2 separate regions of the Homo sapiens genome follow, and region 1 is linked to region 2. A link is a loop called in an ENCODE intact Hi-C map of the cell type or tissue named here. Cell type or tissue: sigmoid colon. All regions are shown on one strand. Links, peaks and the distances in the headings refer to the core of each region. The heading gives the core; the rest is flanking DNA.

Region 1 (16,813 bases), core at 4,739-12,738, 240 kb before region 2:
AACATAACCGATTAAGTGCGGGTCAGTCTTTAACTACCAGGCCCAGGGTGTGGCACCGGGCTATCTGCTTGTGGGTTTCATTTCTGCCTTTTAATGTTTACTTTTTCTTTCTTTGGAGGCAGAAATTGGGCATAACACAATGTGAGGGGTGGTCTCCTCCCTTAACTGCACCACTTTACATTCCCACCAGCAGTGTGTGAGAGTTCCAGTTTCTCCTTATTCTTACCAATTCTTGTTATTATCATCAGTCTTTTTTATTACAGCTATTCTAGTAGGTGTAAAATATCTCATTGTGGTTTTGATTTGCATTTCTCTGATGACTAGAGCTGTTGAGCCTCTTTGCATAAGTTTATTAACCACTTTTATATCTTTTTGGAGAAATGTTTAAGTCTTCTGCCCGTTTAAAAAATTGGGTTGTCTTTTTTGGTTGAGTTATAAAAGGCTTTTTAATACTGAATATTAGACCCTTATCAGACATATGATTTGCAAACATGCTCTCTCATTTTGTAGGTTGTTTTTTTCACTTTTTGGATAGTGTCCTTCAAAGAACAAATATTTTTTAAATTTTTATGAAGTCCAATTTAATCTGTTCTTCTTGTAGTTTATGCTTTTTGTGTCATGTCCAAGAAACTATTGCCAAATCAAAGGTCATAAAGACTTACTCCTATATTTTCTTCTAAGCATTTTGCAGTTTTAGCTTTTACATTTAGATCTTTGACCCCTTTTGTGTTAATTTTTGCATATAGTGTGAGGTATAGGTCCCACTTTATTCTTCTGCCTGTGGATACCCAGTTGTTGCTATGCCATTTGTTTAAAAGACTATATTAACTTCTCCATTGAATGGTCTTGGCACACTCACTGAAAATTAATAGATCATAACTGAATGAGTTTATTTCTGGATTTTCAATTATTTTCCATTGGTCTATAGGTCTATCCTATGCCATTACTATCTTGATTACTATAGTCTTGTAGTATGTTTTGAAACTGGGAAGTATGAAACTTCCAACTTCGTCTTTCTTTTATAAGGCTATAAGATTGCTTTGGCTATTTTGGGTCTGTTGCAGTTTTAGAGTCAATTTTTCCATTTTTACAAAAAAATGGACTTTGTGATTTTGATAGGTATTACATAAAATCTGGAAATTAAGGTAGTATTCCATCTTAATAAATCAAGTCTTCTAATCCAGGAACATGGGATGTCTGTCCATTTATTTAGGTCTTCTTTAATTTCTTTCAGTAATATTTTGTAGTTTGCAGTATACCAGTCTTGTTCCTCCTTCAATATATTTATTTCTAAGTATTTTATTCATTATTTTTCTGAGACAGAATCTCACTCTGTCACCCAGGCTGGGGTGCAGTGGCATGATCTCAGATTACTGCAACATCTGCCGCCCGGGTTCAAGTAATTCTCTGGCCTCAGCCTCCCGAGGATCTGGGATTACAGGTGCCCGCCACCATGCCTAGCTAATTTTTTTATTTTTAGTAGAGACTAGGATTCACCACGTTGGCCAGCCTGGTCCCAACTCCTGACCTCACTCCTGACCTCAAATGATCCTCCCACCTTGGCCTACCAAAGTTCTGGGATTACAGGTGTGCACCATGCTTGGCTGACCTCCCATTTTCTACCACATCGAGTTTAAAATCCCTTGCTTGGTTTTTAAAGCCCTGAGTTCCCCACGCCTCCAAGAAAACAAAGAAGATTAAAAATTCAAAGGAAAGTTGAGAATGGAGCTGACTGTTCCTCTACTTGGCAAAGGCCTCATGTCTCTGATATGAGGCCAAAATGTTTATCAGTGCTTCCTGTGCACCAAGCATGTTTCTAAGTGCTTCATGGGTAGGTCATAGAGCCCCACAGCCTTCTATTATTACATTTTACAGATCATGAAACGGAGGCACAAAAATGTTAAATAACTTTCCAAGGTCACACAGCTTCTGAGAGGTGAAGTCAGCATTAAACCCCTCAGCCCAGCTCTGGATCCCTGGATCCCATAACCTCTCCAGAAACATATCCTACTTTAAGTATCCTTTTTCTGCTTCTGTGCCTAAGGGCATATCTTAACTCTGAGCATAAATTTCCTTTAGGGTCTGGCAGGCTATGGATAACATTCCTAAATTCTTTTGCAGTTGGAATTTTGTATCACAATGGGTGTTTTTGTAAGTATTTCAATGAGGATTGTGAATCCAGCCCCGCTAGTAACTATCATCTTAATTCAGAAGTCCTCATGGAATTATGTGAATATAAATTTGGTTTTAATGACCACTGTTATTTTACAGACGAGAAAAATCAAAGTCCAGAATGACTAGGCAACCTCCAAGACATAGAACTAGTTAGCAAACCTGGGATGGGAACTTGAGCTCACCCTTACTTGGTTTGTTCCCTACTATGCCTTGCCAGCTAAACTCTCTAAGAAGCTGCTGAGGTGCAATTGCATCTTTCCTTACCTCTTTCCAAAGTGCATCCTCAAAAGCCACAGGCAAACTTTGATTTGAGTTTTTTAGCCTGCTTGATTTCTACTTACATAGGAAAATGGAATGCACACCCTTACCTGAGAATTTCTCAAATTAGGCTGGTGACAAATACCTTTTAAAGCTCCTTTATTTGACATCCTATTAATTTTTTTTAAACTCCCATTCTTTTGTTCCTGACAGATCTGTTATGTTTCAGATGTGACACAAATGTACACTTAGAGGGAAACTTCTTTAATAAGTGATATTTGCCTCAGACTACTGAGGTTATTTTAGAAAACAAAAGCCAAAGTACACTTACCAGGACATTCACCTTTTCATAAATTTATCCGGCATATTTAATTGATCGAGATTTCTGAGTTAGACAGTTATCAACGCATGTGGTAAATCGTTAAGCGTGTGGCATTAATGAAAGGTTTTGCCGTTGTCGTGGGGAGGAAGCTTCCTGGCACATGGATGACAGGGCCTCAGAGACAATGCTGCTTGGGTTAGTAGCTGGGGCAGGCTGCATTTTATTACACGTGTCCAGAATCTCATAGTAGTCACGTAGACTTTAGGAGGGGGAGGCAATATTTGTATCCCTACTAAAACCAATTATGGCAAACACTAATTATTCAGATTTGAGCCCTTTACTAAAAAATCCCCTGAACTGGGTTTTTTAAGTCAGGCTGTCGTAGCAGAGCCAAGCAAGAGAGAAAATAACGGAATAATTGGAGGCTGCTGTCTTTTCACTCCCCACATGAAATTATTTGAAGAGACAGGCCAGAACTTTAAACAGGAGATACCAAGAAAAGTTGTAATTTGGATGTCGGCTGTCATGACTTTAGGGTGTTTGCTTAAAGGACTTTTCCCTCACTTTCTCTCCTTCCCCAGACGTACTTCAATGACAATATCCTCACCCTGATACGGACCCTGGTGACCGGAGGAGCCACGCCGGAGCTGGAGGCTCTGATTGCTGAGGAAAACGCCCTTAGAGGTGGCTACAGCACCCCGCAGACACTGGCCAATAGGGACCGCTGCCGCGTGGCCCAGTTAGCTCTGCTCGATGGGCCATTTGCGGACTTAGGGGTGAGTCCACAGCACCGAGGTCACCTGAGCTTGCTGTTTGGGAAAAGCTTGATCCTGAAGAACGTGGTATCAGATGTGACAAGCTAGGCATCTGGCTTTTCTCCTTCCTATTGTAGATAACTGTAAGAGGTGATATTTATTTATAGTTTACTCTGGATCAGACACTTTGCTCTATGCATAGTCATTCATTTTAATCTTCATAGCAACCCTTTGATATAAGTTCTAGTATCACACCTTCTAAGTCAACTGAGGCCCAGAGAGAATGAGCACTAGACCTATTGGGAATTTGCACCAAGGCATCCTGGCTTCAGAGCCAGTGGGCTTTCTCCCTCCTTGGTGTTCTCTTCACGTATCCTCTGCACAAGGTGAGAAGCAGCAGGTGATGCCAGCATGCAGCCAAGGTTGGGAAATATTTCCACAGGCTCTTAGCGTAGCTTAGGGATACTCAACCCAACTATACATTAATAGCACATGGAGGTGGCCAGCCTCAGCCTGCAGGTTTCTTAGTTTTTATATGTGAATAGGACCCAGGCACTGGTGGTTTTCAAAGCACCAGGGTAGTCAGTAGTCAGATGTATCCAGAACCACCGGCCAAACAAACCGAATCTTATGTGGATCCTTTAATGCCTGTAAATCAAAACCTAGACCTTGTAATTTCTGAGAGTGGACCCAGTCACGTTCCCTCATGTCCTCCCTGTGACGGAAGTGGCCAGCGTCTCCCTTCTGATTCCATGTATCTGCCTAGTGTAGGCACTGTGACAGAAGTGTGCTGTCTTTGCCCTTATTCCCAGCCCAACCCCACAGATGCATTTAAGAGATGCAGCCATAAGTCACAGAAACTGATAAACCTGTTACACAAACAATGGTGTCGCCCAGAAAGACTAAATAGTGGAAAAGGAGCCAAGGAAAGGGTCTGTCTCTGTTTTTTCTGAAACAGTGCTGCATACTTTCCCCATATTTTAGTTTGATCATGGACTGGGACCTATGTTAGACTAGGCTTTTTTTGAAAGGGAATTTTCATAGCTAGTGGCTCTTTATACCTATCATTTACTTATTGATGCACTTGATTAGGATAAAGACTTTAGATAATGGTAAGATTTGGTCCCATCAGTGTTCTTTGGTATGAGACCAATATGAGAATTCCAATGATTGGAAGGACAAAGACAGTCATTTTATACCCAGTGAAGCCATCCCGCAGTGCCCAGTGCCCTTCATATAATACAGGTAACATCTACCTGAAGCCACCTGGCCGCTGAAGCCAGCATTTCCAAGTGGATGCATTTGCTTTCACTTTCTGCATCAGGCCCCAGACCCCGGGAAGGTGGCTGTGAACTGATCAGAACTGCGAATCCTAGTTATTCAGCCTGCAGACCCCTGGCTCCTAGGGAAACACATTCTCTTGCACCCTTGCCATCTCTGAGGTCTGTAAATTGTGCTTTTCACAGGGTCCTTACCTCCTGAAAGAGTCTGTCACCATAGGACCTGGTGGGGTCCTCCTCCTTGCGGTGGTTTTCATTATCACTCAGACAGTTTTGACAACACGAGCCTATCACAGCGGTTACAGCTGAGCTGGGACTGAACATAATCACCATTTTGCAGAGAAGGGTTCATCTCCTCAGCTGAGCATACATCTGAGACCATCAAGCTTTACACTTTGACTTAAAGTGAGGGAGAAGCATAATCTCCTTAGAGCTTTCAAACCCCACTGCGACAGGTGGAAAACTGGAGAGACACCAGAGGAAAACCCCATTGTTACCTGATCCCTAAAAATCACACATATTGGGTGTAGTCTGTTAAACATGTTGACTTCTTCCACTGCCGTCCCTTGGCACATGGACCCTCCAACTTGGGAGACACCAAAACAAGCTTTGATGAAAAGACCCGTTTCCCTGCTGTCCCTTGATTTTCAGGCAAATAAAAAGGATGTTTCTCTCTGTTCTTTTGCTGTCTCCCAGGATGGTGGTTGTTATGGTGATCTGTTCTGCAAAGCTCTGAAAACATATAATATGCTTTGTTTTGGAATTTACCGGCTGAGAGATGCTCACCTCAGCACCCCCAGTCAGTGCACAAAGAGGTGAGTATTGGTTTCAACTCTGCCCTCCCACCTAATCACAGAAATATTAATATCCTTTCCTGTCCCCTACTGTAAAGGCAAAGGTCTGTATACATCTCCTCAACATGCAAATTACTCTGCCCATATTAAATCCAACACTGAGTTTGGAGGTGATGGGAAGCATTTTTCTATAATTACTAATAGTAGATGTAAAGACATTTTGGTAAGAATTCAAGTTTTGTATTAATAGAATAATTCCATCACCTAATTACAAAAGTCTGAATACACAAACATCTCTCCCAAACTCTAGCTACTAGGATAACATCTGTTGGTACCTAATATAGAGATATTTTACATTGCTAGTGTTTAAGATAAGTTTTTTTGTTTTTTTGTTTTTTGTTTGTTTGTTTTTTGAGATGGAGTGTTGCTCTGTTGCCCAGGCTGGAGTGCAGTGGCACAATCTTGGCTCACTGCAACCTCTGCCTCCTGGGTTCCAGTGATTCTCTTGCCTTAGCCTCCTGAGTAGCTGGGATTATAGGCACACACCACCACACCCAGCCAATTTTTGTGTTTTTAGTAGAGAGAAGGCTTGTTGGCCAGGCTGGTCTCGAACTCCTGACCTCAAGTGATCCACCCACCTCGGCCTCCCAAAGTGCTGGGCTTACAGGTGTGAGCCACCACACCCCGCCCTAAGATAAGTGGTTCTTCTGCCATATCTCAGAATCCCATATTTTTACTTCACATATTTTAAATTGACTCGCTTTTTAACTTTTATATATTTATTTTTGAGACAATTATATATTATCACCTTAAGCAGAGAAATAACAGTTTAGATGTGCCAATTATATTTTTCTCATATGCATTAAAATAAATTCATAGCAGGCAAAAATTAAAAGTACATCCTAGAATTACCAAGATCAGTGAGTTTGCATAATATACCCTAGGCAACAGTGCTGCAGAGACAAGCGTTTCTCATCCCTGCTTGCATAGTAGAATCACCTGGGGAGCTTTTAAAAAATATTCTGATTACTCTAACTTAACTGGTCTGGAAGGAAGAAAACATCATATATATATTTTAAATTATGTAAACATTTTATATATAATAACCAGGGATTATAGTGTATAGCCAGAATTGAGAACAATTGCTATAGACCAGTGGGTTCTCAAAATTTAGCCATCATGAGACTCACCTGCAGAGCTTGTTCAACCACAGATTGCTGGACCCCATCCTCAGCACTTCCAATTCAGTAGGTCTGGGTGGGATTGCTTAAGAACTTGCATTTCCTAGTTCCTAGGTGATGCTGACCTGTGTGGCCTAAGGACCACACTTGGTGACCACTGCTCTAAGTGAAACAGCGTGATTTTCTTAGTCACATCTGCTGTTGACCAAAGAAAGCTCCAACTAATTGTGAAGAACAACAAAGTAGTGCTGATAAGTAGGCAGGTTTCTTAGATTCTTCCATGTGGTGAATTCCAAATTCCAAATTCTCTCACCAAAGTAGATTTTAAAAGGTAAAGAGCGAGAATAGTCTAAGGAGACACTCTGTCATGGTAAACAAAGATCTTGTGATGTATATCTGGGATTGTCCGAAAATTATGAAATGAAAGTTGCATCACACTTCATGAAACCTCTTGCGGTTGGGCTACTTGAAAGTGACTTTGACCTTGTATAGAAAGGTACATGTAGACCACGAGAAGCGAAGTTTGGTTCTTCCATTACTGGCTCTAATTCCACATCTCTGCCTGGGCTCCTGGCTGGCCTCCTTTATTGAGTTAAACAGAGGAAGTTTCCATTTAACAAGAAAAAGAATGTTTAAGGCCTCAGACCAGCTAGGAGTGCATCTTCCAGATCCTCTGAAAGTCCTGAGTAACCAGGCCATTGCTTTTGGTTCAGAGAGAGTTGAATTCTTTACTCAGTTACTCTCAGGAGGTGACATCTCTGCTTTCCCTGTCCAGGTATGTCATCACCAACCCGCCCTATGAGTTTGAGCTCGTGCCGACGGACCTGATCTTCTGCTTAATGCAGTTTGACCACAATGCCGGCCAGTCCCGGGCCAGCCTGTCCCATTCCTCCCACTCGTCGCAGTCCTCCAGCAAGAAGAGCTCCTCTGTTCACTCCATCCCATCCACAGCAAACCGACAGAACCGGCCCAAGTCCAGGGAGTCCCGGGACAAACAGAAGTACGTGCAGGAAGAGCGGCTTTGATATGTGTATCCACCGCCACTGTGTGAAACTGTATCTGCCACTCATTTCCCCAGTTGGTGTTTCCAACAAAGTAACTTTCCCTGTTTTCCCCTGTAGTCCCCCCCTTTTTTTTTACACATATTTGCATATGTATGATAGTGTGCATGTGGTTGTCATTTTTATTTCACCACCATAAAACCCTTGAGCACAACAGCAAATAAGCAGACGGACCAAAAGTTATTTATGATTCTGGGGGAAAAATAACCCAAAGGCATGCTCCAGACATAAATAGCTCACTGCAGGAACGAGTTCACAGATTAGAAGGGAGCACTTGTGATCAACGTCAGTTAGGCAGAGCAAGTTTATTTAATGTAAAAGAAAAGTTGATTCTGATTTATCAGGATTATCAGGGTGCTTTGGGTTTTGATTTTGTTGTTGTTGTTGTTTTCCTTTCTTTCTTTTTTTATACACACAATAAGTTAGCACATGTTTATTTGAAACAAGCAACCAAACAGCAATGAAAACATATTGATTGTTTCCAGTCTCTGGGCCGAAGTATTGCGAAGCATTTGAAAAGCTTTCACGATTTGTGTAGATGATTATGAAGGACCTGCTTGTTGCAAGAGAACATCAGTGATTTTTTTAGTTACTCACCAAGGCCTTTTGTCCCAGAGCCAGTTCCCTCTGGGAGTTCTTATGAACATTTCTCACCTTAATATGGAGGAGAGAATAGTATTCCAATCATGGATGTATCAAATTCTAGTCATTTAGTTTAAGTGAAAAGAGGTTTGATTGCATATTAAATTGTTATTCTGTCTCCTTATGTTGCCATATGAATAGCTATTTTTTTTCTTTCACTTTTGACATTTGGGATGAAAAGCCATATGTATCATAAATATCAGATGTAAGTCATTAAAAACTGCCTTCCTGGGACTTTTACATCTTTTAAAAGGTGAATTACTTACCTTATGTACAGAATAAATAATGCTCAGGAAAGAGCAAGTATTTTTCCATGCATTCTCAGGGGATCTTTTTACTCCCCTTTGTTTGATTAGTTAGGGCCCCAATGCCAGGTAGGAGGAAGGGCTGGGGCAATGGTAGAGTGAGAGGAAGACAAACCCAGCTGCAGATCATGCTTTTCTAGGAGCCGACATGCTAAATAAATTAGAATGTAGGAGGATCAGCCACAGTTGACTCAACAAAGACAAAAGCCAGCCACCACCTTCAACTGTTGGCACAGCTGTGCGGTGCTGGCTGTCCCAATGCAGAAAGCTGGTGGGAAGGAATTCCTCATCATCACTTTCTTTAATGTAGCCAATTTAGGCAGGGTAATGACGGCAATAGAGAGCTGCTCCTTGTCATTATGAGACGTGGGATAAGAAGAGTGCAACAGTGAGCCAAACACATTTTGGTATAGTTATTTTTTTCTTCTTTTGTTTTCTTTCTTTTTTAACACTTAGTAAGCATGAGAGGAGAGGTAGAAAAATACCCTTTTTTCAACATATAGTTGTCAGATGCTTTGTGCATGCAAATCATGCTTTAGGCAGTGCGGTATTTCTTAAAAACTGGCCAATTCACCATAACCAATTTCCCTTATGGATGGACTAGGCTGGTATATACATATTTGAAAAGTTTTACTTCAAAGAATTCCATCGAATAGAATAGGGGTAAAAGGGAGGAGGAAAACATGTCACAGCTGTACCATCTCTAAAAAGGTGTTTTTATGGTGAATGTTTTGGATTTAGATTTTGGATCCCCCGTCCCCTCAAGCATGATAGTTTTGGATATTTGCTTGCTGTGTGAATTGACAAGCACTTTTACTGACAAATGGTGAGGCTCAGTCAGAACCTCCACCCTCCCCCACACCAAAGACAGGGGCAGCGTAGTATTCAAACCAGTATTGTGGTGGGGAATAATTGTATACATGTAAATTATCAAGCCCTATGAGTGGAAGAATTTTTTCAAATTATTTTTGTCCCTCTATATATTGATTTATATTATGTATAACTATCTCTTTATATAAACTATATATAATTATATATATATAACTATATAATTATATATATATAACTATATATATAACTATATATATGTATCCCCTAGTATTGGATCATGAAGAGCTCTTCATGCATTCTTTGCAAAGGAGGTTATAAAGTTACGCCCTCAGAACATTTATAACTATAAGAATGTGCCAGTTAAAGTGCTCAACAGGAAATATGACAGTTTAAAAGCATTGTAAAACTCACATAGCTTACTTCTCTCTCTAAAGTGCAACAAGGATGAATAGAATGGGCCAAGGTATGACAATTAATGGTTCTGCATGACCTAGCCACTGCTGGGGGTTTTCTTCTATAACGTTGTCCTTGTGAAAACTTTTGTGAAATTAAAAAAAAAGGAGTTACAAATTTTATTCTGTTATTGGTTTGTTTATTTTTATTTATATTGTTCTGTTTGTGGTTTTATTTATTTTGTTTTGCTTTTCCCCCCCTCCCCTTTCCCTCTCCTTTTCCCTTCCTTCTTCTCTTCCTTCCTTCTTCCACTTTCTAAATTGCTCAGCGCAATGAGGCTGTGCTGCTGCTATCGCTAGATTCCTTAGAGTTTGTTTTGGTGTTCTTGGGTGTGGGGTTGGGTAATTTGGGGGGAACTTCTCTCCATCTGGCTTGCCTTTTAATCTGCACGTGGCCTCCCTGCCCACCCTGGTACCTTGCTCCAAGTCCGAAAGCATTTTCCTATCAAGAAACCCAGCTTCCTTCACTTCCCCCATTGCCACCCCCCAATCCCAGTCCCCCCATCGGTCTGTTCACATCTCTGTGTTCATCTTGGCAAGACCTACTCAATCAAGTGATGATGCCAGTTGATAAACTTCCCTGGAAAACATTTACAGCTATTCCATTTGGCAAACTTGCTTCTCTGTCAATATTTCATCCTCCTTTAAACCAGGAGGGTTATTAATGGCAAAAGCATTGGTCTTCTTTATGCTTGATCAGTATGACTCAAATTAAAAGTGTTCTGCTGTGTATATCAACTCAGTAGCCCACACCCAGTTATCTGGGAGCTGATGGTTCAGTCACTGTATTACCCAAATCTTTCCTGCCAGCTGCCTTTCAGACATTTGTTAAATCCCAACCAGAGACCGGGCAGATAGAGAGAAGTAAATCCGAAGTGCGTTTTATATACAGTCTGTTAGCAACTCCAATGAGATGATATTGTGATGGGAATGGAATGGGAACAGACTATGATAAGAGATGGAATTTTGAGGTTTTCCTGGACTTTGGGCACACAGTCATGCCCCAGTGGTAGATAATTGAGAATTCACCATATTTGACTAATGATAAATTTGATGATGGAGAAGGATCATTACTACTTCAATTTTATTTGCCAAAATTACTATATTATACTTTCCTTAATAGAGTGAAGAGTCCCCTCCATTGTTTTCTATTTGACTCCAAACTTCCCCTTCCTCTTTCAGTAGAACATCTGCTTACTTAGGAAGTAGGCATACAAGTTTCTTATTATTATATCTCTTCCTGTTCACTGCCTCCCGCAAAAAAAAAAAAAAAAAAAACAAGGAAGTAAGGGTAGAAAGTGAGAGTTCTTTGAAAATAAAGTATATACATTTAAAAAGTTAGGAACTCTGTTATCTGCACCATTCTAGAAGAGAAGAAATTTGTAAGCCATTTAGTCCAACTTGCTTTGGGCTTTGAAAGGGGTGAACAATAAGTAGGCTGGTAAACCAGAAGGCACGGTGAAGCCTTCTCAGTCTCAACACTTGGGTGATCGTGGCATCATCAGTGTCCCTAAAGTCTGCTACCCAGGTTCTTCCCAAAGCCAGTTCAAATGGATGGAGAAAGCTGGACTCTTATACACACAGTTAAACTTCTGCCACAATTGGGAGAGGTTTCAAATTCTGTTCTGAATATTAAAGATTATGACCCAGAACCTTACCATCGGTGCTCAATAAATATTTGATATAAATTGACTTTACACATTTTTATACCTTTAACCATTTTCTATATTACCCTTGTCCTCTTGGTTTGATTTTTTTAAAAAAATATGAGTGCCTCTACATGCCTTATGATGCTGCTGTGTTGGTGGCACTTTCTCAAGCTGGTCACATGGCTTCTGAGAAAGGGGAATAGCCCTGTAAGCTCAATGAGTAGAGACACTGAGTATGCCTCTTGGCAGCATCATCAAGATCCCAGATGACCAGAAAAAGCTTTTGTCTGGCTCTTCTGCAGCATGGGAAAAGCCTAAAGGTGTCTGCATCCCAATAGAGACAATTAAATCAACCTGCCAGGTTCCTATAGCAACAGGCTCCTTGAAGGAGAAAGAGGAGAGTACAGAAACTCCAGGGCCTGTGGAAGTCAAGACAGGGTAAAAATCAATTTCTCAATCAGCTTCTTTCAGCCCATCCCTGCTTTGTCACAATATGATAAAGAAGTAGCTGTGGGCACCTGTCACTACACTGGCTGACTGTCTCCCATGCAAGATTGCATGCCCATTGCAACCATTGGAGGTGAGAGGGATTATCCGAAAGGGATTAGTGAAGAATCTGTCCTCAGGGTGTTGGCTGGACCAAGGGCCACAGAGGAGGGCTGGGAGAGCAGTTTGCTCAAAGAATGGCAGCATCAGACTTTCAGTTAAAAGAGACAGAGTCATGGTAGCCAATTGCAAAGAAGTGAGAAGGTTTTTCATAAACGGTAATTGCTTTTGTTCTGGTACAAATAATTTGTATCTCTATGAAATAAGCATACTTTGCTCACAGAGAGGAGAGGAGGTAGTATGTGTGGGTGGGGACGGAGGAGGCATCAGGGTTTGCTGGGCAGAGGAAGTGTGCCAGGCTGCCTATCACAAGCGCGGGACAGGAAACCACACAGCATTACCCTTGAAGGTCGAAGCTCCTTGTTAGCCCTTACTGTTCTCCACGGTTGTCTCTCTCCAAACAGCATCTTTTCTTTTTGAGCCTTTTCTCTCTCAACCTCAGCTTGTGGTGTAGTGAGAAGAGGGCCAATTATTCCAAATGCTTTTGCTGTATCATTGTCTCCCCTTTTCTGCGATCTTCTCAAGGGAGTACTGTGAAAAGGCTAAATCCCATGGCACTGACAACCCACAGAGCCAACAGAGAAGCTCAATTATCACAGTGCAGCCTGTTTCTTCCTCTGCTGGTGGCAGCTCAGTCAGCCCAGCTCTGGGGCCCTTCCCTGCAAGAGCCCATTCCTCCAGGGTGACCTGCAGCCCTGTGGCTGGAGGAGGTTTTGACCCTTATTTTAAACCCTGTGATCTCAGTGATGAAACTAGAAATGCAAGAAACAGATGGCTCTCAGATGGGATAGGATGCCTGGTGAGTCAAAGCCAGTATTTCAGAGGCACAGAGTCACCCTGGGAGGGGAAAAACCCTAAGCTCCCCAGAAATAACACCAGGTTACCTCTTCCTCTCCTTTACCTTCCAAATGAAGATGACCAACCAAATCCCCCTCTGTCACCTCTGCTGCCACAATCCATGTTCTTCAGGATACACCCCGATATACACACCCCTGTTCTCTACCCCCAGAATCTCTGCTGAAGGGCATCATTTGTCATCACATTCAAGAGGTACGACCCATGCTTACATCATCCTTTAGTACTGATAGTACTCAGGCTAGTACTAAACTTACTCTAAAAGCTAACGCTTCAGCAATTGCCTTGGGCCAGGCATTCTCATGAGCACTCTTTAGTTACCTATACAAACTCAATCCTCACAACAGCTTCAGATGGAGATGCTGTGTCTCCATTTGAAAGACACAGAATCTGAGAGACACTAGAGTCTGTGAAGTTAGCCACTGTGATATAATGCCCGCTGATATTATTCCAAATACTCATAACCTTAACAACTCACATTTACTTACCATGTATCTGGACCTGTGTAAGTGCTTCAAGGGTACTGGCTTCATTTATCTAAACAACACTATTAGGAAGTTTGTATCATCAGCCCTATTTTACAGAAAAGGAATGAAGCTAAGATAAATTTGCTAATAACTTGTTCAGAGCCATGCAACTAGTACGTGAGCTAGATCTGCTTAACTTTCACCTCCTGCCCTGCGCTGTCTCCTTAGCCCGCATCTCCTTGCTTCTTCATGGTGGACAGCTCATAGCATAGCTGGTCTTGATAGGTGACATCTGCCAATGGCAGTGGCAATTGCTCTACCAGCATCTCTCTGCAGTTGTTTTCCAGAGTTTTATCTTGTCCCACTAGCCCCCTCCCAGCCACAGACTGAAATGACTCTTCTTTCCTAACTCCACGAACTCCTGACATGTCACACATTGTACTCAGAGCACTGACAACAGGCATCTCATCCTTAAGAAGCTTATTAAGAAATAAGGCTATTTTTCTCTGGCAGCGAGGAAGCCCTCCCACCCCGATCAATTGCCCTTCTCATCTTAGAGATGAAAATAAAGCCCCTGGAAATCTTTCTGGTATGTGAGATGAAACAGGGAGTGGAGATAAAGTCAGGGATTTGGATTTATCCTTGTCATGGCAGCATTCATTAGAGCTGCTTCCCTGAGTCCTCTTCCTCGTGGTCAATTTTGTAGCCACCCATTGGCATTGTTTCTTCTTCAGAAGGCAAGATTCAATACATCAAATTATCATTGTCCTACTTGCAGCACTCTCCATGGATGCTGAATGGCTGGCGATCATTGAAATGTGTGTTCCTTGGAAGCATGTTGGGAGAATCTGTTCGTAAAATACCTTTGCACCAGACATTTTAGTAAAACGCCCAGAGCATTCATACAGTTCCGTTTCCTGAACATCCTACATAACCAAGTCTCCAAAAACACACACATTTATATCTTAGGAGGCACCCAAATTAAACAGCTGTTTCTCAGGCATAAGGAAGACCTCAACTCCTCACCACAATGTGTGTTAACACAACTCACTCCTTGTGTTGAGGCAGCATGGCCAAAACATGGGCTACTCTGCTTAGATTTTTTTTTTTAATGGCAAGAAATGTAAAAGGAAAGAGAGAAGTTTAAATGAGGAAATAATGCTCTCTTTCTTACAGACAGCAGAAGGAAATTGATATTCTCTCTGCCGCGAAAGGTCAAAATGCCAACTTTGAATTGAACTGTAAAGACTAAATTCCGAACAATTATTCTCTTCAGCAGTTGTAAAAATTTCAGCAAATTGCAGCTGTCTTAGGTCTTTCACCCAAAAGACCTACTCATTTCCATCAGCTGAGTTCACTCTTCCAACCTGGCATGTCCAACCTAGCACTAAATCCCTTTGCAAAGTCAGTCTGCATAACAGCATGGCCAAAACCGAGGGCAGCTCAGGCAACCTGAGCACAAACACCAGGCTCAACCTCTCTGAAAATCATCTTTACACATAAACCCCTGGAAAAAGTCGTAGTGTGAAATTGTTTCAGCGGCCTGGCAAAGCTTTTAAAACATGATAACCATCACACTTTACTCCTCTCTGAAAGGTTAGTTTAATCGTAGATCACAAAAAATTGGTTTCCACAAATGCATAATGGTTCATCTATGTCACACTTGAACTAAATGGTTTTTTAAATGGAGCTGAAATTATTTTGATGTGTACACAGTCCCGGATTTCTATACAACCTTTTTTAACCAGCCCATCAGGAACCTTGCCTCTAAAGCCTCATTAATAATTCAGATGTGCTGATGACTTTAAAAGATCTATGGAATTGAAGCTTAGGGAAAAAAAAAAAACTCTGCTTGACAAAAAGATAAATGAATGTAGAAAGAAGCTGTAGGAGTCTGGCAAGCTGTAGATCATCTCAGAACAGATTGTAACTTTATCATTCTGTCAGGGGGAATAATTTAAAGCACTTAATCAGTTAGCTTCACTGTGAGGATGTAGCATTATGAATTCCTATCGTCCAATCTGTTCAAATCAAAGTGAACTTAATTATAATAGGTGAGTGAGCCAGAGCAGGAGAGGGGGTGGGGAGAACGAGGCAAGAGGCAGCAAGTTTCCTGTGGGGTAAACTGAGCTGCCGCATTAAACTGGGGCGAGGCTTTGACTCAGGCATATCCCAGCTCCAGTGACAGCCCTCCTCGACATTGACAGCTCAGGGCACTTGAAACAGCAGAAGTAGGAACTGAGGAGAAACAAGCAGAGTGGTCATGAACTGATCATAGATAATTTATAAATCATTAGCCAAACATGCACATACCCCACCCCCAACGCCCCCTATCAAACCAGGTGAGCAGTTTTCACTAATGTGTCCATTCAGGACCACTGACAAGGCAGTTACAAATTGTTCTGGTAAGCAGAAAAAGCAGCTACAGAGGCCATTGTCTCTATAGCAGTGGACGTGCTTGATAGCTTTTACCCTTTTTCTTTTTCTTTTCTTTCCCTAAGCCACTAAAGTGAGGCATATGATTCCCAAGTTAGAATGTCCTATTTGCCCAGTCCTTTCCTATCTATACACATGGCCAATTTCCCAGAAAATTTCAATCCTAGAAAGAGGTGGGGATGAGGGTTGAGTCTTGTAAAATAGCTTTGCACTGCTAAGAGGATGCTAGACCATTTTCATTCTCACCCCAGCCCCCAAACGCCCTGACTCAGCATTCTCTCTCAGCCATTTCTGTATTTAGGGTGGAAATGAAATGCCAAGACTTCATTGAGCTCCCTTGTCGACAGCTTGGGTTATTATAGTCAGTTAAGATATTGCCACTTGGAACTCTATTCATAACTTTATACCAACACAGAGTTTTCTTTCTTGAAATAAAAGCCACCTCAAAATCCTCTTTAAAACATTGGTCGCTATTCTGATTTTCATAGATTTTTGGCCAGCAAAATCTATGGGTTTAGTTTAGACCCCCCAAAGTGGCTACAAATGAAACAGGAGAGTGGTATAGTTGAGACATGGCTTTAAGTGTGTGTATTATAAGCAAAGCCAAGAAAAGGCTGGGAGGTGGTGATTCTGTGTAAGATTCTGGATCACTCGCTCTGCAGCAAGGGTGATGGTGCCCTTCCGTTCCACTCAAATCAATGGATGCACACATCTCTCCTCAGGCACAATGTCTGTACCCAATGG
Region 2 (16,813 bases), core at 3,382-11,381:
GTCATCCAGGTAGTAATCATAGTACCTGATAGTTTTTCAACCCACACCTTCCTTCCACCCTCCCCCATCTAGGAGTGCCCAGTGTTTATTATGGCTACTTTATGTTCATGTTCACTCAGTGTTTAGCTTCCATGTGGTGTTTGGTATTCTCTTCCTTCATTAATTTGTTTAGGCTAATGGCCTCCAAATGCATCTGTGCTACTGCAAAGAACACTAGTTTATTCTTTTTTTATGACTGCATGGTATTCCATTATATGTATGTACTATGTTTTCTTTATACTGTCCACTGTTGGTAGGTATCTAGGTTGATGCCATGTCTTTACTATAGTGAATACTGTTGCAATAAACATGCATATGCATGTGTCTTTTTTGCAGAACAACTTATTTTCCTTTGGGTATATACCCAGTAATGGGACTGTTGGGTCAAATAGTAGTCCTGTTTTAAGTTCTTTGAGAAATATTTATGCTGCTTTTCATGATGCCTCAAATAATTTATATTCACACTAGCAGTGTCTAAGTGTTTCTTTTTCTCAGCAAATTGCCAACATCAGCTATTTTTTTACTTTTGAGTAATAGCCATTCTAACAGGTGTGAGATGGTATCTCATTGTGGTTTTGATTTGCATTTCTCTAATGATTACTGATGCTGAGCATTTTTTCATATATTTGTTGAGCACATATACATCTTCTTTTGAGAAGTGTCTGTTCACATCCCTTGCCTATTTTTAAATGGGGTTGTTTGTTTTTTGCTTGTTGAATTGTTTACCTTCCTTACAGATTCTGGATGTTAGGTCTTTGTCAGATGAATAGCTTGAAAATATTTTCTCTCATTCTGTAGGTTGTCTGTTTGCTCTGTTGATAGTTTCTTTTTCTGTATAGAAGCTCTTTAGTTTAATATAGTCCCACTTGTCAATTTTTGTTTTTGTTACACGTGCTTTTGAAGACTTAGTCATAAATTTTTTACAGAGGCCAATGTCCAGAATACTATTTCCTAGATTTTCTTCTAGGGATTTTATAGTTTTAGGTCTTACATTTAAGTCTTTAATCCATCTTGAGTTAATTTTTGTATATGGTGAAATGAAGGGGCCCAATTTCAATCTTCTGTATATGGCTAGCCGTTATTCCAGCACCATTTATTGAATAAGGAGTCCTTTCCCATTGCTTGCTTTTGTCAACTTTGTCAAATATCAGATGGTTGTAGAATGTGGCTCTATTTATGAGTTCTCTAACCTATTCTATTTGTCTAAGTGTCTGTTTTTGTACAATTACCATGCTCCTTTTGTTACTGTAGCCTTGTAGTATAGTTCAAATTCAGATAGTGTGATGCTTCTGGCTTTATTCTTTTTGCTTATAATTGCTTTGGCTATTTGGGCTCTTTTTCTGTTGTTCCACATGCATTTTAGAATAGTTTTTTTTCCTAATTCTGTGAAAAATGAGACTGGTAGTTTGATAGGAATAGTGTTGAATCTGTAAATTACTTTGGGCAGTATAGCCATTTTAACAATATTTATTCTTCCTATCCATGAGCATGGAATGTTTTTCCATTTGTTTCTATAGTCTCTAATTTCTGTCAGTGTTTTGAAACTCTTGTTGTAGAGATCTTTCACCTCCTTAGTTAGCTGTATTCCTAGGTATTTTATTCTTTTTGTGGCTATTGTAAATGGGATTGTGTTTTTGATTTGGCTCTCAACTTGTACATTATTGTTGTATACAAATGCTACCACTTTTTGTACATTGATTTTGTATCTTGAACCTTTACTGAAGTCATTTATCAGTTCTAGGAGCCTTTTGATGAAGGCTATAGGGTTTGGTAGGTATAGAATCATATCATCTGTGAGGAGAGATAGTTTGACTTCCTTTATTCCTATTTGGATGCCTTTTATTTCTTTCTCTTGCCTGGTTGCTGTAGCCAGGACTTCCAGTACTATGTTGAATAGGAGAGGTGAAAGTAGACATCCTTATCTTGTTCCAGTTTGCAAGGAGTGTGTTTCCTGCTTTTGCCTATTCACTATGCTGTTGAGTCTGATTTTGCCATAGATGAAATTTATTATTTTGACATATGTCCCTTTTATGTGATGCCTAATTTTTTGAGTATTTGTAATATGAAGCAGTGTTGGATTTTATCAAAAGTCTTTTCTGTGTCTATTGGGATGATCATGTGGTTTTTATTTTTGATTCTGTTTATGTGGTGAATCACACTTACTGATTTTGGTATGTTGAACCAACCTTGCATCCCAGGAATAAAGTCTACTTGATCATGGTGAATTAACTTTTTGATGTGCTTCTGGATTTTTGTTTGCTAGTATTTTGTTGATGATTTTTGAATCTATGTTTATCAAGGATATTGGCCTGATGTTGTCTTTTTTCATCATATTTTTGCCAGACTTTGTTATCAAAATGATGCTGATATTGTAGCATGAGATAGGGAGCAGTCCCTGCTCCTCAATATCTTGGATCGATTTAAGTAGGATTGGTACTAGTTCTTATCTATATGTCTGGTAGAATTTGGCTGTGATTCCAACTCATCCAGTACTTTTTCTTTTTTTGGTGGTAGGTATTTTGTTATTGATTTAACTTTGAAACTCATTTTTGGTCTATTCAGAATTTCAGTTTTTCTTTCTGGTTCAATGTTGAGAGGTTTTTTGTTTCCTGGAATTTATCCATTTATTCTAGGTTTTCTAGTTTGTGTGCATACAGATGTTCATAATAGTCTCTGAAGATTTTTTTGTATTTACATGAGGGCAGTTGTAGTATCACCTTTGTCATTTATGATGGTGCTTATTTGGATCTTCTTTTTTCTTTATTAATAATATAGCTAGCAGTTTACCAAACTTGTTGTTTCAAATAACTTTTAGTTTTGTTAAGCTTTTGTATGGATTTTCACCTCTCAATTGCATGCAATTCAGCTCTGATTTTGGTTATTGGTTTTATTCTGCTAGCTTCAGGGTTAGTTTGCCAGTGTTCTTCTAGTTCCTCCAGGTGTAATGTTAGGTTGTTAATTTGAGATGTTTCCAACTTTTTAATGTAGGCATTTAGTGCTATAAACTTTCCTCTTAACACCATTTTAGCTGTGTTTCAAAGATTCTGATATATTGTATCTCTATTTTCATTAGTTTCAATTTATTTTTATTTCTGCCTTGATTTTGTCCTTCATTTGAAAATCATTCAGAAGCAGGTTGTTTAACTCTCATGTAAGTGTATGGTTTTGAGAGGTCCTCTTGTTACTGATTTAGATTTTTATTGCACTGAAGTCTGAGAGTATAGTTGGCAGGATTTTGATTTTTTGTTGATTTGTTGAGACTTACTTTATGGCCAAGTATGTGGTCGATCTTAGAATATGTGCTATATGCACATGAGAAGAAAATATATTCTGTTGTTGGGTGGGTATTTTGTGGATGTCTATTAGGTCCAATTGGTTGAGTGTCAAGTTTAAGTCCAGAATTTCTTTGTTAGTTTTCTCCCTCAATGATCTGCCAAACTCTGTCAGTGGAGTGTTGAAGTCTCCTACTATTATTCTGTGGGTAAGTCTTTTCATACTTGTTTTATGAACCTCGGTACACCAAAGTTGGGTGCATATATATTTAGGATAGTTAAGTCTTCTTATTAAATTAAAACCTTTATCATTATGTAGTGTCTTTCTTTGTCATTTTGAACGATTGTTGGCTTAAATTCTGTTTTACCTGATGTAATAGCAACCCCTGCTCTTTTTTGTTTTCTGTTTGCCTGACAGATCTTTCTCCATCTTCTTACTTTGAGCCTATGGGTGTTGTTACATGTGAGACGGCTCTCTTGAAGATAACAGACAGACAGTTTGGTCTTCCTTCTATATCTAATTTGCCATTCTGTGCCTTTTAAGTGGGGTAATAAGCCCATTTACATCCAAGGACAATATTGATATGTAAAAATTTGATCCTGTTATTGCATTGTTAGCTAGTCATTTTATAGACTTGATTGTATAGTTGCCTCATAGTGTCAATGGGTTTTGTACTTAAGTATGTTTTTGTGCTGACAGGTAGTGTTCTTTTATTTCCATGTTTAGCACTCTCTTAAGGACCCCTTGTAGGGGAGGTCTAGTTGTAATGAATTCCCTTAGTGTTTTCTTGTCTGAAGAGGATTTTCTTTCTCTTTGGTTTATGAAGCTTAGTTTGGCAAGATATGAAATTCTTGGTTGGAATTTTTTTCTTTAAGGATGCTGAAAATAGGTCCTTAATCTCTCCATTTTATAGCACTACCTGAGACTGGGTCATTTATGAAGAAAAGAGGTTTACTTGACTCACAGTTCCACAAGCTGTACAGGAAGCACGGTTGGGAAGGCCTCAGGAAACATACAATTATGGCAGAAACATAAGGGAGAAGCAAGCACCTTCTAAAACAGATTTTGGGGGTGCTGCTGTAATAAAAACCTAAAAGTATGGTATTGACTTTGTCACTGTGTAAAAATTAGGGTTTTGAGGTACATGCTGCAAATACAAACTTTAAGGACAATTCTGTTTAGAGCTCAGAACTCAGAAAGAAAATAGGAGAGCTGAAGAGAACATTCCTATGTTCTTAAAGAATACATTAATAATCAGGAACAAAATGATGGTAGAAATATAGATTTTAAGGGCTATTCTTCTGACCTCTCATACAGAAATGAGAAACATGCCATTGGAAACTGTAGGAAGCCAATCCTTGTTATAAAGTAGCAAAGGACTGTGCTAAACTGTGATTTAGTGTTTTGTAGAAGAACTTGAATAGATGTATCTCCAAAGAAGGAATACAAATGGCCAAAAATCACATAAAAAGGTGATCAGCTGTCATTGACCAATGAAAAACAAAATCACTATGAAATACTACTTCACATCTATTAGGATGGCTATAATAAAAATAAAAATGAAAACAACAAATGTCAGTGATGATGTGGAGAAATTGGAACCATATACATTTCTATTGGGAATGTAAAATGTTTCAAATTAATGTGGAAAATATTTTGGTAGTTCCTAAAAAGGTAAGCCTAGAATTATTATTTGACCCAGCAATTCTATTCCTAGGTATATCCTCCGAAGAACTGAAAACAGGTACTCAAACACCTGCTTGTACACAAATTCATAGCAGCACTATTCATAGCAGATAAAAGGTAGTAACCAAATGTCCATCAACAGACAAATGGATAAGCAAAATGTGGTCTGTAAATATACACAATTGGAATATTAATCAGCTATAAAAGAAATGAAGTACTGATACATACAACAGTGTAGATGCATCTCAAAAACATATGCTAAGTGAAAGCAGCCAGACACTAAATATCACATACGGTATGAGTCCATATATGTGAAATATCCAGGTTAGTTAAATCCATAAAAACATAAAACATATTGGTGGTTGCCAGGGGTGGAGGGGAGTGGAGAATGAGGAGTGACTGCTTAATGAGTACAGGATTTTCTTTCAGTTTGATAAAAATTTGGAACTAGATAGATGTGGTTGCAGGACATTGGGAATATACAAAATGTCACTGAATTGTATACTATAGCCTGCTTAATTTTACGTGACATAAACCTCACCTCAATAAAAAAGTATATGTGTAAATTTCTCCAATTCTAGGTGTATTTTAGCAAGTAAACTTGTCAGAGTACCCAGTCAATAGTACACTGGAATTGGAAGTGGTAATTTGTTTTTTTTTTTTTAATTGTGGAATCTCTCAGTATGATTTAATGTACTAATGTGCCTTGACAACTTCCAAATAAGAGATAGAACATGCAGAATTTTGGCGGGGGAGAAGGTATTAGGCATATAATTTTAAAGAGAGCCTCATGGGTACTGGTAGTAGTGGCAGCAGCAGCAGTAGTAGCAGTATCAGCACCAGCAGTAGTGAGGATGGTGGCAGTAGTAGCTGTAGCAGTAGCAGTAATAGAGATAGCTGAAATTGTTGTTGTAATGGCTAACATTGAGTGTTTATTTCATATTTCATTCTAGGTACTTTATAACTATTAACTCTCATAATACTCATACTAATGCTACGAGGTGATATATATTTATATTACTATTATTTATATACTATAATTTATATTATTATCTCAATTTTCAGATTAGGAAACTAAGTCCCAGCTATTAATTTATGTAGATATGGGTTTGGTCTAGCACGTGGATCTGTCCGCCAACAAATATTCATAAGTCAAAGTTCCCTTAGGGTGAATGTTCCCAGCTAGTCAGAAGCTCTGGGCAGGCACAAGCATTGATAAAAAGGTGGTCTGAGAGAAAAGCAGCTAAGAAACCTCCAGAGCATTTCTATTACAATTCTTTTGGAGAATTATGAGTGCAGGTAGTAGATTTCTGATTCCTGCATTCTCTTGTGAGCACTCACTTCCCTCCTGTTGATGAAGTTTTTGTTCCAAAGCTCTGCTGCTTTTTTGTTTCTCATTGCCCCAGCTCAATCCAACTGAGTCCTCCTACCCCTTAATTATAGTGATATATATATCACTATAATATATATATATATATAACCTCTAGTGTGTCTATGATCTATACATGAGCCTTGAGTTCACACTGCTTTGGAGGATGATGTATGTTTCCATGTTTCTGTAAGGACGCATGCCACAGTGTTAATTCAGTATGGGCATTGGTGCCAGGAAGGGAGGTGGACTTGGGATTGCAGAATTTTCCTCCTGAGCCTACCCGGAACCCCCTCCTCAGCCTCCTCTCTATGGACTCCCATCACCCTCAGCTCCATCCATCACAGCTGCAGCTCAGCCTGGTGATGTATTACACTAACATATCATTAGTGCAACGGCAGAGCAAGGAGCTTTGATGATGTATTGGGGCCATACATCATCAGAATGAGTCACTCTGATGATGTATAACTCAAAAGATGGTACTATCCAGGGAAATGTGGACATACCATAAATCAGGGACAATGTTAAAGAAGAAAACTCAGGACAGCCTCGGAAGGAAAATAAAGGTTCAGGGGTCTCCCGCAGTAGGGATTGAGAGGCAAAACTAGTACATTCTTAACGGCTCAGATTGAAGCTTTCTGTTAGCTGTGGCATTCTTAATGACTAAACCAGATCACCAGCATCCCGGGTGACACTTGGATTTCCTTTCCATCTGGAATGTAGTTTGGCTTCTGCCTTCCTGCAAAGCCCCTTGTTTTGACAGAGATACGGAGTCCATCAGATCAAAAGAAAAATGCTCCAGGTCTGCGCTCCATCCGGGTCTTCTTGGATTGCCATCCATTGCAGGGATTGTGGAAGGCTTTTTAGTCTATGATGGTTTAAGCTTACCTTCTCTCTGAAGTGTTCAGCTTTCAGTCATTTATTACTGAAGTTCCATAGACTCATGCAAGAGTGTGAGTTTGACATTAGGTTGAAAATATAAAGCTATAAAGCCAGGGGAGGCCTTGCTGGGCTGCAGGAGTTATAAACAGTTGAGGATTTCTATTTGTCAGTGGGATAGATCTGGACAAAACTTTCTTTGCTTTTCTCTCTTCAAATTAGCCACAAAAAGGAGAGAAGATTCTATAATATTAAACTTAAGGCACAGAAAACAACCCCAACTAGATGTTCATGGGGCCAATTTACCTGATTGGCCTAGAAATATTGGCACTTAGGTCTGGAGTCTGCTGAAACCTACAACATCCTGTCCTCTACCTTTCCACTTGACTCTATCCATAGGGAGATACGTTATGAAAATTGTCAGCCTCCCTCCAATCACCTCAGTTTGGGGGTGTGTGTGGCATTTTCATAATTAAGAGCATAAAACTCTTTGTAACTTTTAAAAGTGATAAAGAAAGTCTTAAGGAAAGGGAGTTGAGAGCCACAGGCAGAAGGGGGAGGTAAGACCACACACAGGCACATGGGGGAAAAAATTAACGTTTGTGTTTAATGCTTTATTCAATGCTGAACTGTCAACTTGAGATCTGAGGCCATAACATACTGGTTCTATCCCTCCACCCATCCAAAATAAAATAAAAATCAAAGCCTAGGTGCTTTGCGACTGCAGAATATCAGAACTCAGCCCTTGGCATATGGGATCCATTATAGGCAAGAACTCTTCCTCCAGGGGTTCCTTCCTCTAGTCCCCACCCACACTCCAGCAGCAAGCAAAGGCTCTTCCAGCCAACCCTGGTCATGTTGCTGTGACTCATTGCCTTTGTTTTATTACAAGCTCCACAGTGGACTCTGTCCTGAAGGGCAGCACAATTGGAGAGCTCTCCTAGGGGGTGCAGGAGAAGGGTTTTGGCCACCATAAAACACAACGTTGCCACTCCCCTCCCTGTGGAAAGGATGGGGGCGGTGGGGGGGCCTCCACCACCTGAACAGCAGTTAAGAGAACAAAATGCTTTCTTTTTTTATTGTTCTCAAATAGCTGTGCCTTCAAAGGCCTTTAAAAGTTGAAACAAAACAGATCTTGCCTCTGCTCTTTATTTATTCTTTGGCGGGGGGAAGGGGAGAAGAATGAAGTTGCTGATAAAGCCAGTACATTTCTTGGGAGTTGTTTATAAAGGAGTTGGCACCGAAAGGGGTCCCATAATGCCTTAGGGACAGTCTTGCCTTAGGGACAGTCTCTCTATGGAAAGGGGGTGGCAGTCACCTGCATCCATCTGCAAGGACTCCCTCTGTCTGCGCAGTGAAGAGTCATGAGGCACAGGCATTGGGCACTCATGATGCCTGGCCTAATGGGAAAGCCAGGGCAATAGCTATTACCAATACCAAGGGATGGGTGGAGGGAACTGTTGAGATCTACATGACAACACAACTCAATGATCAACATTAGCACAAGAAAGAACATAAGAAATTTACCAGAACTATAGTTTGAGCTACTAGGCCAGTCAGCTTCATTCAAGAGTGGTTTGGGCCAAGCTATGTGGCAGTACAACCATTGAGCGACCCTGCAGATTTGGCCCACTGGGCTTGCAGCCCCCATCAGAGCTGTGTGTCCACTCATCAAACCTGCTAGATACTGTGAATGTCAACAGTAAGAGGCATGGCAGAAGCAGTAGCAACAGGTCCCACAATTATTACACACTGTTTATCAGCACTGTGTTAACTACTTGGCTTACATTATATCTCATTCAACCTTAATAATACCTTGAAGGGGTAGTTTTATGCACCCCATTTGCATTAGTCTGTTCTCACACTACTTTAGAAATACCGGAGACTAGGTAATTAATAAAGAAAAGAGCTTTAGTTGGCTCACGGTCCCACAGGCTGTACAGGAAGCATGGCTGGGGAGGCCTCAGGAAACCTACAGTTATGGCAAAGGTGAAGGGGAAGCAGACATATCTTCACATGGCCAGAGCAAAAAGAAGAGAGAGAGAGGGGAGGTGCTACATAATTTTAAACAACCAGATCTCACAAGCACTCACTCACAATCATAAGAGCAGCACGGAAGGGGAAATCCACCCCCATGATCCAGTCGCCTCCCACCAGGCCCCACCACCAACATTGGGGATTACAATTTGACATAAGGTTTGGGCTGGGACACAGACCCAAACCGTATCACCACTTTTAGATGAGAAAACCAAGGCTAGTATCACTGCATATCTGTTCTGCAGTTATGGCTAGTAAGTGCCAGAGGAAGATTTCAATCCAATTTCCTTTGACTCCCAAGATTTCAATTGCCAACATGGTGTGGCCTGCAATGTGGGTCACACCTGCAGTGCTGCCCAACAAGGCCTTGAACCTCTCCATTGCCCCAGCCCCTTCTCAAGCTGCCTGCCTTAGGGGATGGCTCAGACTTCCATTCTAGAAACCATGTCCAACTTCTTTAAAACTTGAAACAACCATTATTCTATTTCAAACTTCCTATTATTTTGTGCATGAATTAAAGAGCAGAGGAATAGTCTTAAATGCCAGAGGCCACTTGCCGAAAGGCGCAAAGTCAAGGAAGAAAACAGCTAAGTGGGTGTGTATGTGGGGGAGCTGCTCTTATTCTTGAGTTTCTCCTATCAGCTCTGGAGCTGGTCTCAAAACTGTGACCTGGTTTTTTGACAATATGTCCACACCTTCTCTACCTTCAGACAGAGAATGTGCCCAGAGTCCAAAGGGCAGCAGAAACATGCAGAGATAAAGCAACTTAACTTTTCCTAAATTACTTGAATCTCCAGAATAAATAATGATAATAATAACAATAAAAACACCCCTGCTATGTTATTTTGTGACCCCTCCCACTTCAACATAATAATAATGCATAGTTTTACAAGATGGAGGTGCAAGAACTAATAAAATATATGGTTTAATTAACTAAACTTATGCTGTAGTCCACATTAGAAGGCCATGATTTAGCACGTACTCTCATCCTCAGGACAGAATAATGCAAACAGCATAATTAAAAGTTGATGAGAAGTATATTTATTGGGCACACAGCAAGAAGAGACATCTAGATTTATGATACATAAAGTAAACCTTTAGTTTACAATATAATTAATATTTTTAAAACCACAGTGTGCATATAATGCAGCCAAAGAGTCCTCTTCCATGGAAGGATAATTTCTTTGGTGCTGATCTTGGCCCCATTTAATAGTAAATTATGTTCCTGAACATATACAAATGTAACATGATCTATTATGATCTAGAGATGATGCTCATTGAGATGTCTACAGCTATGATAGATCATGGTTGTATGTCTCTGAAGACATGGAGGATGGCTGAAGGGCCAATTATTTATCTGTGGCATGAATTCCATGGCTATTAGTCACACACGCAGTGATGCAAAATGTGGGTATGCTACTACATTTTAATCAATCCCTGCTCAAGAAAACCCTTCGTTAGCACAGACCTGAGGATATCAGGAATTTGCAGTGGAAGAGGTGAGCTTTATAAAAGCAAGGGGGTTGGGTTAGAAGGACAGGCTCAGAGTCCCAGAAAGCACCCAACATCCACATTGGTTTTGAGGACTCCCAGCATTTATGAGCTTGGGCTACAGGTTCAATGTCAAGTAATCCTCTAACAATCCTGTGTGGTAGGTACTAATTTTTATCATGCTTATTGCACAGATGAGGAGACTGAGGCTCTGCGAAATGACCATGCCAGTAAGGGCAGAGCCAGGATTCCTAGCCAGAAATGTACAAGCCAGGATTCCCAGCCAGATCCTACAGACTCATTCTGTTCCACCCAAGGCTTCCATGAAGGACCTTGGAGAGAGGTGAGCTTTATTTCTCTGCAAGCCAGTCCACACTTCTTCTTAGGGTCTGGGAGCTCAGGGTCCTCCTCTTGCGTAGATTCTATGTTTCTCCTCTCACACACATCCCTACATTGCCTCTCTGAGGAACAAATTGCTGTTGCTCATACTGTGCATTGCACAGTTTTCAGGAGACTCGGTCTGGATCCTCATCTCAAGGACATTCCAAATAGGAATGCTGCTATGTAATAGACTCATTTTTCCTTGAAAAAAAAAAGTCCTGGTATATAACTAAATAAGTTAATTATCTTCCCTCTCTTCCTTCTCTTCTTCTTTCCTTCCTTCCTTCACTTCTGTTTTTTAAACCTGGCGATTGGTTTAAAATTTAGACTTGTATTTTCTTTTTAGTGAAACAGAGATACTACATACTTGAAAAAAATAAGATGGCGTTGTATATATTCTTTAGTGCTCATCCTGTCTAAATTTCCCAGGCTGACTAGTCTACCTCACTCCATGGGCTATGAGGAATGTGGGCAAGGTGTTTATTAGCATGGAATTCTCCCACTTATCTGTCTGCTGTGCTTGTTCTATCATCTGGATCGCTGCTATGGGAGTCACTGAAGGAATTTAAGAAGAAATACCTGGCTAAAGTATTTACCCAATATACATGTGTCACAGGTCATGGAACAGTTACGAGCATCTTATGAGAATGGCAAATAATTTGACGGCACATGGAGGAACCCTTTGGAGCCAAGAGTGCCTGAACTTTGTGCTTGAGATCCCATTGCTTCTGCCACAACCTAGTCTGAGCCCTATCACCCAGTATTATAACCACAGGCAGGAGGAGTCCAGTCCAACATGGGCCACACTTTCCACTCCAGCCATAGTCCAGACTCCAAGTGTAAACCAGCATGGCTTCCTTAGCCGCATTGGCTTGAGGAAGGCCCCATTGGCTTGAGGCTTAAGAGAATTCATTGGAACCTGAGTGACAGCCAGTCCTAGAAGGGGGCATTGTGTCCTGGTCATGAGTTTTGAAACTGTGTCACTGGTGGTCTGGATGGGATATCACCCAGCTTTCAAATTAGGATGTTTACCAGGTTTCAACGAAACTAAGTGAAATATTTATCTAAAATCCTAACGCTGGAAAAACTCTCAGGCAGGGGCATGCAAAGGAAAAATACAAAATAAATTAAGTACTAAATAGATAAAGAAAATTATATGAGTTCTTCTTCATTATCTGGTTCATTACACTGTTTAGTGCTTATTAAAATCACTGTTAAATGATTTAATTTTGTTTGGGGAAAGAAGTGAATGAAAAAAAGAATAAGAGATTAAGGAAATAAGCTGCTGAGTTTTCCATTTTGGAACCGGTTGTAGAGCTAGGCTACGATGAGAAAATTAATTTGTAGGTCTCTCTGGGGGAACAGTCAACACCAGGCACCACAACACAAGCAATTTGCCTTATTTTTTGCTTAATTGGCATGGCCTTCTCTGGGGAGAGCTCAGGCTAAGCCAAGTAAGAGGATAAATCACCTTTAGTGTGGCCCCTTCTGGGTCACGGATAATTTTTCTGACAGCCATGTCAGATCAGGATGCTAATGTGTCAGCTAACTCCTCTGTATGCCAGCATTGAGAGTGTAATTTCCTTCCTATTAGTGTACATACTCACACAAACAGTCTCCCAGGGTGGTTTAATGATGGTCCCAAGTACAGTTTTGGAGAAGAAGGGTTCTGAGGAAACTTAAGATGTATTAGGCCAGAAAAGATAGCAGTCTTTGCTTCCAGAACCACATTTATGCCTCCTTCAAGAGAGCTTCTTTCATCCTTTCAGGAACTTAGTATCTTCTAGTTTCCCCAGATGCCCCAAGATACATGCTTATGTGTCATCTGGTAGGTTTGTAGTGGTGGCAGTCACCCTGAAGTTGTCTTAAGTTTTCATGGCAATTAACATCAGACCACACTGCCTTTACCAAGTAAAATATTGGGAACTTAACATGCCTTTAGGACACCATGGCTGAATCCATGTGAACGACACTAAAGGGGGAGATGTTGAGTTTTAAGATAAACTCAGAAAGGTACCAGGAAAGGGGAGAATATGTGTGCTTTTCAAAACCCAGCATGTAGACCACAACAGACCGAAGTGATTCTAACTGTAGTTTGCATGTCCTGGGGATGGCGCAAGACACTAGGAGGTCCGAGTTTGGTCTCAGGAAGACTTTCCTCAGATGTGAATCTTCTTGGGCCTTTACATCCAGTCCTGAGATCACCAGATGCCAATCTGCAATCCTGGTTAAGGAGGTAAAGATTTCCTTGTCCTCCTGGCCTCAACTGCAATCACTTTTTTGTCCTATGTGACAGTTATACCAAACTATTTGACATTCCCTGGATGTTTCATGCATGAAGGTTTCTGCTCCCTGAGGCAGAAAGAAATCCTCCTTCCCTGTGCATATGGTTGTTTATCATGGCACTCATCCCAATGATTGAGCTCCTGGAGGTCAGGGACCATTGTCATGTGCATTATTAAATGGATGTTATAGATTTGTAGAGTCTAGCACATAGTAGGTCCTTGATAAATGCTGAGTGGATGAACTATAACGCGATAGAATCTTCCCTGCAAGGAAAGTAGAGGAGATAGGAGATTATATGACTACTTCCAAGGCAAGATAGACAGTGCCAAGTCCCTTAAGAGAGGTATGCGTCTTTATGGCGGTTTAATTGGGGAATAAACTGAGAAGAGTTGGGTTACCTTGAGGGCCCGTCTGGGCTCTGAGCATTCATTATTCTGAGAAGCAGAGATGCACTCTATTGGGGCATGGTGAGGGTTAGAGCAGTGCTGAGTGCAAGTTGTAAGCCCTGCATGAAAGCTCAGGGATGAAATCCTGGGGTGTACAGCATCTTCTCTTTGAATTCTAGAAGGCAGGTTTTACCTTTCTGCCCAAGCCTGCCTCTTCAATAATATTAGTCTCACTACAATATCAAGCCCTTTCCACCCAGTCCTCAATCTATGCCCAATGGGAAGACCATCAGGAACCTAGCAAATGGACAAAGGGCCTCCCATCCAACAACTGTGAGTACAGAGGCTGAAAAATGATGACTCCAAAGGGAGGAAAAAGCAAGCCCTTTGCTGCCTCTGATGATTGAGGAAAACAGGCCAGGCAGGCTGGGGGCCTGAAAAGTTCTTGGCAATGAGGACTCAACATTTTCCCTCAAGAGAGCATCTAATAGTTCACTGACCATCCCTATTAGAAGAAGGAAACTTGCTATGTTCTCTGCTACAGACACACTGTACAGCCACTCACATCTTTTCTGTTGCCAAGAGATTTTCACCACTGCTCAGTGTGTGCAGCATCATGAATCTGAAAGAAAACAAGCGAGAGGACTGGCACTGATCACCAGAGGCAGAGGAAGGGCTGTGCTGAGGCGCCGGGGCAGGGCCGACCTGGGCAGGTGCCAGGGATGAGCCAAACTAAATCTTTCCTTTATCCTGATGCTTCCCCTCCCAGGAGCCTTTGGTCTGCATTACTAAATCCTCTGTAAACTGCTGTGAGGGCAAAAAGCAAGCCTCTGCCTTTCATAATGGATCTGGGCATAAATGAGGATTGTTCCTAGGTAACTCACCCTGCCCTACTTTCTCCCACCTGCTTTCTAACAAAGTCAACCAAAAGCAAACAGAGCTGGGCTTTCAAAGCCCAAGATTTAAAACAGAAAAATCCTCCCTTTCACAGTGCCTATACTTACAAATATGTATTCTGTATTTATACAGCATATTAAAACCTAAAACCTACAGTAATGCAACATTAAAGTCAAGAAATGCAAAAGTGAAGGGTTTATGATGTTGTTAGCTTGCCCACATTGTGCATTCTGCATAATGAACCTCACCTTGAAATTCAAGCCATATACCATGTGGCTGAGTTCACCCCACCAGGCAAACCTTAAACCTTTTGCATTTTGTGAATTTCATTACCTCAAATTGCAATATTAATAACTGAAATGTGCAGCTGAGAAAATGCTAATTTTCTGCTTTTCCTTTCATTTTATTTTTTCATCTACTTTCCCCTCTAATTAAAAAAGTGGGGAAGGTAAAGAAATAGGGAGAGAGGGATGGGGGAAAGCCAATGGGGAGGAAGTCCACCACACATAGTCACAATGTCAGACAACTTTATGAAAGGGGAAACTGAGGTCAAGAGGGAGATTCAATTTGCCCAGGGTTACTCAGCTTAGGAGTGGCCTTGCAATAAGCTTCCCACTGTAAACTCAGGGCTCTTCAGCTTCATTTTCTTACTAATTCTTTTCTGAGGCCCCAAATCCAAATGGGGAAATGGATCCAACAGCAAATAAAGAAAAGGCAAAAGCCAAATTTTCTTTGAGCTTCTCCAACTACTTTTCTTTCATTCCACTGTCTGGTTTATCAACATCACTCTGATCTTGAAGAGGGCAGAATGACTTTGAAGTACTGGCATTCAAAGAAGGTTCATGTCACAGACCACAAAAGAAACGCATTCTCTCTTTGGTTGCATCATTCCCAAGCAGAAGAATAATTTAACTCACAAAATAGCCTGCATGGACAGAGCCCTTAGGGCTCCACATTATAATCAATAATATTCCCTTCAGCCAGTGAGCTGGCACCTTTACAGGGATGGCTGGTCCCCACTTCTTGTGGAGAAACAGATACAGGGTTCTGAGATGGAAAGCCTGGTTGACAGCCCTGGCTTCCCCTTGAGCAGCCTGCTGTCTGGGTCGTCTGGAAAAGAGAAAGGGTCAGTGTGACCTCCAGTCAGACTTTCCAATGAATCTAGACCAGGGCTGCCCTGACACTTGGCAGGCTCATAGAATCAACAACAAAAAAATCATATAGATGAATTTTTATTCCAAGAAATTTGATCATAAAACATATATTTGTCTGTTTCTTGATTAGAATGCATCTGAAGGCAATGCCAACTTGGCCCCAATGAAGGGATGAGGAACGAGATGAATAAAAATGGAAATGCAGGCTCCCACCCCAGAAGGAGATACTCCTAAATGTCAAGCATCAACTTCTAGAACTTCCCCCACCCAAGGGCACTGAGAGTTTCCTTCTAAGGGGAAACTTCGCTTCAAGACTTCACTATCCCTCACACCTTATACACCCGGGAGTCATTTCTGTTTTGTTATCCTGTTTGGAATCCAAATGCATTATTCTAGAATGTGCTGGAGGTCCCTCTGCCTGGGTCCTTGCAGAGGTGTTTTTGAGGAAGGGTGGCAACTCCAGGGCAGTGATCCAGCTCCTACCTCCATCACTGGGGGAATAAGAACCAAATGCTTCAAGTAGGAGGTGGGGAGAGGAGAAGAATGCCCCCAAGAGGGTTTGGCTTAGTTAGGGGACTCCTTTCCAAATGACCCAGAAACCCAGTGGATAGAGTGGAAACAGATTTAATGGGGCAGAAGATGAGGAAAAAGAGGAAACATGCAAGAGAGGAAGATGAAAGTCAGAAGCTAATGCCCATCAAACAGAAGACAGGAGGAAAAGGGATTTTCCTCACACCATCAATCCTGTCCAGAAGTGACTTACCCTTTCTTGGTCAGTTTATTGAATCCAAAAGTGCTTACCCCAGCCAACAGCATTCACTCTCCCTTCTCTCACCTCTCCCCTCAAGTCCCTGCTGTTCTCCCCCTAACAGATGGTATCACACACAAGCTTTTTTTTTTTTTTTTTTTTTTGCTTCTGATGCTAAGCATGATTT

What was found. Hi-C counts contacts between places; a loop is a spot of excess contacts. Peaks named below come from ENCODE experiments on the same cell type or tissue, not always from the same donor. Only the 100,000 strongest peaks of a DNase experiment are listed, where the experiment ranks them.
Region 1: it touches region 2 in a loop (2.8-fold over the local background); 4 of 110 quality-filtered maps call a loop at or near these places.

Annotation. Positions count from the first base shown.
Region 1 is chr10:76,878,243-76,895,055 of GRCh38, reverse strand. KCNMA1 (potassium calcium-activated channel subfamily M alpha 1) reads left to right here. Exons shown (of 28, transcript NM_001161352.2): 26 at 3,337-3,531; 27 at 5,487-5,605; 28 at 7,541-10,174. The coding sequence ends at 7,790. KCNMA1-AS1 (KCNMA1 antisense RNA 1) reads right to left here and starts at 7,012. Exons shown (of 4, transcript NR_120655.1): 1 at 6,775-7,012. In sigmoid colon, for the core only: no CTCF peak of the experiment used is centred there; a DNase peak (open chromatin) is centred at 9,005.
Region 2 is chr10:76,641,327-76,658,139 of GRCh38, reverse strand. No RefSeq gene overlaps it. Among named protein-coding and RNA genes, the nearest start is that of KCNMA1-AS1, 240 kb to the left of the region's middle. In sigmoid colon, for the core only: no CTCF peak of the experiment used is centred there; DNase peaks (open chromatin) are centred at 8,189 and 8,589.